2 separate regions of the Homo sapiens genome follow, and region 2 is linked to region 1. A link is an interaction called in ENCODE POLR2A ChIA-PET data of the cell type or tissue named here. Cell type or tissue: Panc1. All regions are shown on one strand. Links, peaks and the distances in the headings refer to the core of each region. The heading gives the core; the rest is flanking DNA.

Evidence for each region. ChIA-PET counts read pairs that join two places held together with the same protein. Peaks named below come from ENCODE experiments on the same cell type or tissue, not always from the same donor. Only the 100,000 strongest peaks of a DNase experiment are listed, where the experiment ranks them.
Region 2: POLR2A ChIA-PET joins it to region 1 with 9 read pairs; 3 of 35 experiments call an interaction of 5 or more read pairs at or near these places.

Annotation. Positions count from the first base shown.
Region 1 is chr12:116,303,698-116,306,613 of GRCh38, forward strand. No RefSeq gene overlaps it. Among named protein-coding and RNA genes, the nearest start is that of MED13L, 27 kb to the left of the region's middle. In Panc1, for the core only: no CTCF peak of the experiment used is centred there; no DNase peak of the experiment used is centred there.
Region 2 is chr12:116,363,445-116,366,360 of GRCh38, forward strand. No RefSeq gene overlaps it. Among named protein-coding and RNA genes, the nearest start is that of MIR4472-2, 63 kb to the right of the region's middle. In Panc1, for the core only: no CTCF peak of the experiment used is centred there; no DNase peak of the experiment used is centred there; H3K27ac peaks cover 1,418 bases.

The DNA of each region.
Region 1 (2,916 bases), core at 276-2,775:
TCCTGCTGCCTGGGGCACCACAGTCCACTAGAACTTTCTGCTATCATAGAAATATTCCATATCTGCACTGTCCAATATGGTACCCACTGTTGGTAGCTACTGAGGACTTGAAATGAAGCTAATGTGATAGAGAAACTGAATTTTAAATTTCATTTCATTTGTACTAATTTCAACATAGGTTTAAATAGCCACACATGGCTACTGCCAGCATACTGAACAGCCTAGCTCTAGGAACTCAGAGTCTAGTGGAGGAAATTCACCTTCACTGAGGTGGTGACGTTATGCTATGTGGCCCTGTTCAAGCCCCAAGAACATAGGAGGACACAGCTGTGGTGTGGAGAGTGGCCTGGGATCACAGGAGGCTTCCCAGAGACAGTCATCTCTGATCTGAGTCTGCAGGAAGGAGGGGTTGGTAGGAGAGGAAGGGAGGTATTTTTAAATATGTCCAAATATGTTGGATTTCACAACAGGGTCTGTGCTCAGCCAGGACTTTGGTGGAGATTGAAACTTGTAATCAAGAGCCAGAGTCCTCTTTGAGCTACAAGATAACCAGCACTTACCCCTGAAGGATGAAACCGTATTGGATTCAGGAATTTGTCTACTGTTCTTTTTGGCTGCAGGTTTTGCTTGTTTTTGGCTTTTAACCATCACCTCTCTGAGGACATAAAAACACCTGAAAAGCAAATTTGAAAAATTCACTGGTTAGTTTGAATGCTTTGTCAATATCATGTGAAGCAAAATGTCTAAGATCCCCAAACCAGCTCTAGGCAGACAAAAGAGTAGTAATAATCATAAGGATAATGAGGATAATAATGAAAAATAGTTACCACTTATTAAGACACTTTGTGCCAGACCCAAATTTAAGTTAAGTGCTTTTGCGTATTGATCGTCTTGCATACTCCTACAATCTATTCTCTGCACAGCAGCTAGAGTGGCCTTTTTAAGACATAAACCCTAAATCAGATCATGCTAGTCTGCTGCCGAAACCCCTTAAGTGGCTTCACATTGTACTTAGAATAAAATCCAAGTTCCTTGCCCAGGCCTGCAAGGCCTGACCCCAGCCTACAAATGTTCCCATTCTCCACCTACTTACCAAGCTCCAGGCACGTAAGACCCCTCTCTGGTGTAAAGCCCCAAGCTTTTGTCTGCCCCAGGGCCTTTGCACTTGCTGTTCCTCCAATTGGCAACTCAGCTCCCCACCCTAACCCTCTACTAGAATGAAATATGTCGAAGATCAGGGATCTTGTCTCTTAGGTCACTGTTGCATCTCCAGCCCCCTAGGTCAATTTGTCATACGATTGAAAGAATTTGAATCCTCTGTTATGAGGCATTGAAATCAATGCAAATTAAATAAAATTTACAATTCAGTATGAGGTATTATGAGGCATTATTATCCTCATGTAACAGATGAAGACAGTGAAGGTCAGAGTGGTTAATTTGCTCAAAGCCACATAGCTTGTGAGCTTCCCACTATATACCTGGAGGACTCCAACTATTTGCTACTTGTCAGCTATGCTGAGGCTGCACAGCCACCTTGAGAGATGGAAGATCCTTTAGGATGTGGTTTTCCTTCCCTCACTCTGCAAACAGCCCTGCTATGCCTCACTTAGTCCTTCATTGCCAGAATCTCTCTATATAATAAGAAACCTTAGCCTGCAAAACTACTCAATTCCCTTCTGGCTTTTACCGTATGTTTTTCTTTGATTATAAAATAAGTATTATAGAAAGAATGGAAAGTAGAGAAAGAAGATAAAGAAGCTGGTGGAAAAACCACTCGTGACCTCACTACCCAGAAGCAATTCTGTTAGCATTTTGGTTTCTTTTTTTTTTTTTTTTTTTTTTTAAGACGGAGTCTCGCTCAGTCACCCAGGCTGGAGTGCAGTGGTGCCCTCTTGGCTTACTGCAACCTCCACCTCCTGGGTTCAAGCGATTCTCTTGCCTCAGCCTCCTGAGTAGCTGGGATTACAGGCGCATGCCACCACGCCCAGCTAATTTTTGTATTTTTAGTAGAGACAAGGTTTTGCCATGTTGGCCAGGCTGGCCTCAAATTCTTGACCTCAGGTGATCTACCTACCTCAGCCTCCCAGAGTGCTGGGATTACAGGTGTGAGCCACTGCACCCAGCTTCCTTTTTTTTTTTTTTTTTTTAGAGGTGGTTTCTCACTATGTTGCCCAGGCTAGCCTCAAACTCCTGGCCGCAGGGGCTCCTCCTGTCTTGGCCTGCGAAAGTGCTGGGATTACAGGTGTGAGCCACTGCACCTGGCTAAACACAGTTTTGTTTTGTTTTGTTTTGAGATGGAGGCTTGCTCTGTTGCCCAGGCTGGAGTGCACTGGTAGGATCTCGGTTCACTGCAAACTTTGCCTCCTGGGTTCAAGTGATTCTTGTGCCTCAGCATCCCAAGTAGCTGAGATTACAGATGTGTGCAACCATGCCTGGCCAATTTTTGTATTTTTAGTAGAGACGGGGTTTCACCATGTTTTCCAGGCTGGTCTAGAACTCCTGACCTCAAGTGATCTGCTCACCTTGCCTCCCAAAGTGCTGGGATTACAAGCATGAGCCATGGCGCCCGGCCCAAGCACAGTTTTTAAGGCTGTGTTGACGCTTGGTAAAATCCCCTTGGTTGCCTTGTCACCTAGCTTCACAGCCACTAACTCTTCCCAGGATGCAACTGCTGCCACTGTCCCTTCCACTGCAACCAGGAAGTAGGGTGGAAAAGGGCCCAGAATCTGGAGGTCAGAAATCAAGGTTCAAAGACTTAACTATGTGCCCTTAGAGAAATCACGTCTCATCTTCTCTGCAGAATGAAGACGATAGTCCTTGCCTCCGAGAACAGTGAAAGTCAAATAAAAGATCAGATGGGGAGAGTGTGTAGTAAACTCAAAAGTGCTATAAAATTGTTTGGAATTCCTACAATCC
Region 2 (2,916 bases), core at 271-2,770, 60 kb after region 1:
CTGGCTGCAGCCTTGACCTCCTGGGCACAAGCGATCCTCCCACATCAGCCTTCTGAGTAGCTGGGACTACAAGAATGCGTTACCATGCTCAGCTAATTTCTGTGTCTTTTGTAGAGACAGGATTTTGCCATGTTGCCCAGGCTGGTCTCGAACTCCAGGGCTTAAGTGATCTGCCTGCCTCAACCTCCCAAAGTGCTGAGAATACAGGTGTGAGTCACCACACTTTGTTTTTTTGTTTGTTTGTTTGTTTTGAGACGGAGTCTTGCTCTGTCGCCCAGGCGGGAGTGCAGTGGTGTGAACTCAGCTCACTGCAAGCTCTGCCTCCCGGGTTCACACCATTCTGTCTCAGCCTCCCGAGTAGCTGGGACTACAGGTGCCCACCACCATGCCTGGCTAATTTTTGTATTTTTAGTAGAGATGGGGTTTCACTGTATTAGCCAGGATGGTTTCGATCTCCTGACCTCATGATCTGCCTGCCTCGGCCTCCCAAAGTGCTGGGATTTACAGGCGTGAGCCATTGTGCCCTACCCCACAATTTGCATTTTCTGCATTTTTTTTTTTTTTTTTTTGAGACAGAGAGTCTCACTCTGTCACCCAGGCTGGAGTGCAGTGGCATGACCTTGATCTTGGCTCACTGCAACCTCCACCTCCCGAGTTCAAGCAATTCTCCCGCCTCAGCCTCCTGAGTAGCTGGGATTACAGGTGTGTGCCACCACACCTGACTAATTTTTGTATTTTTAGTAGAGATGGGGTTTCACCATGTTGTCCCGGCTGGTCTCGAACTCCTGACTTCAAGTGATCTGCCTGCCTCAGCCTTCCAAAGTGCTGTGATTACAGCCATGAGCCACTGCACCCGGCCAAAAAAAAATTATTAATGAGACATTTTACATTCTTTTTTTTTTTTTTGGACGAAGTCTTTGAAATCTCTGTGTAAGTATAGAGCATCCCAATTGAGGTGCTAAATTTTTATCAGAAATACTTGATCTGTATTTAGATCTCATAAAATTTATGGTTGAATAAGTTCGAGTATAATTTGCATACCCAAGGTGCTCCAAGCAAAGTTTTCCAATAACTGAATGCAGTATTAGTTTTTTTAGCTTAAATATAAAGGTAAATAAAATTAAAAATTCAGTTACACGGTCACACTTGCCACATTTCAGTGCCCAATAGCCATATCTGGCCATTGTGTTAAGCAGGGTGGTAGAAAGGACGCCTGTGAGGTAGAGGATTCCAGGTGAGACTTTAGGGGTTGATATTTAGTGTGGAGAAAATACATGTCAAAACACATGGACAAAAAGAGGCAAATTCTGCGGTTGTCTACCCAATATCTGTAACCCCTTTTCCTTAGCAACTCAATTTAGATTTTTGTTAGGAGTAGCAATAGATCAAATTAAAAAAAAGAAAGAAAGAAAGAAAGAAAAACTACATTTGTGAGCTCCCTTTACAGATAGTGTTCCTAAGTCATATCTTATTAATAGTCACTGGGAAGGCTGGACACAGTGGCTCACGCCTGTAATCCCAGCACTTTGGGAGGCCAAAGGGGGACGGATTACATGAGTTCAGGAGTTCTAAACCAGCCTGGCCAACATGATGAAACCCCATCTCTAGTAAAAATATAAAAATTAGCCAGGCGTGGTGGTGGGCTCCTGTAATCCCAGCTACTTGGGAGGCTGAGGCAGGAGAATTGCTTGAACCTGGGAGGTGGAGGTTGCAGTGAGTTGAGAGGGTGTCATTGCACTCAGCCTGGGCGACGGAGTGAGACTCAAAAAACAAACAAACAAACAAAAAAACTAAGTGGGAAGTAGTTGGGTGGAGCTTCCAGGAAATCTCTTTAAAGAATGGGGCTGACTCACCTGAGATACCCTTCTGCCCTCCCTTCTTCCTCCTTCTTTGTGCCTGGAATGAAGACATGATGGCTGGAGTTGCAGTAGTAATTGTGTGACCTTGATCACTGAAACCATGCTCTAAGGATATCAGAGAGGAAAGACAGAATGAACATGGGATATTGATGATCTGGGGGACATGTCAACCTGGACTTTTTTTTTTTTTAAAAAAAGATTTCTTTTTTAAGAAAAGAAATCTTTACCTTGTTTAAACCACTGTTATTTCAGTTCCCTGTTACTAGAAGTCAAGCACAATTCCTAACTGATACAAAAGTGTGCAAGTGTCAAAAAAGAAGTGAATAGTTTGGTGTGACTTGTGTATTTGATAAACCATCCTAGGAAAAGCATTTGTTTATTATTTACTTAATGAATACTGCTTGCAGGACTTGTAAAGTATAATGTATGTAATCACCACCGCTTTTACGTTTTATAGATAAGGAAACTGAGACAGAAGTGAAGCAATTTGGTCAAGGTCCCAAAGCTAACAAGTAGTGAATGTGGCTGGGCGTGGTGGCTCATGCCTATAGTCCCAGCTGAGGCATTTTGGGAGGCTGAGGCAGGTGGATCACATGAGGTCAGGAGTTCAAGATCAGCCTGGCCAACATGGTAAAACTCCGTCTTTACTAAAAATACAAAAATTATCCGGGCGTGGTGGCACACAACCATAGTCCCAGCTACTCGGGAGGCTAAAGCAAGAGAATCGCTTGAACCTGCAAGGCAGAGGTTGCAGTGAGCTGAGATCGTGCTACTACACTCCAGCTTGGGCAACAGAGCAAGACTGTCTCAAAAACAAAACAAAACAAAAAACCCAAGTAGTGAATGTAGGCTTCCAGTCCAGGCAGTTTGACCAAAGGGCCGCTGTCTTATGTAGAAGTCAAGGAATTACGGCTGAATAATGTGAAGGAATTCGAACTGGGTTCAGACACGTGAACCGTGGCCTGGATGTCCCAATCTCACTTGCCTGGTGTCCTCGGGCCCCTGTGGGTCTCCGAACACCAACTTCAGCTCATCTACTTGGGTGTGCCACACCAGT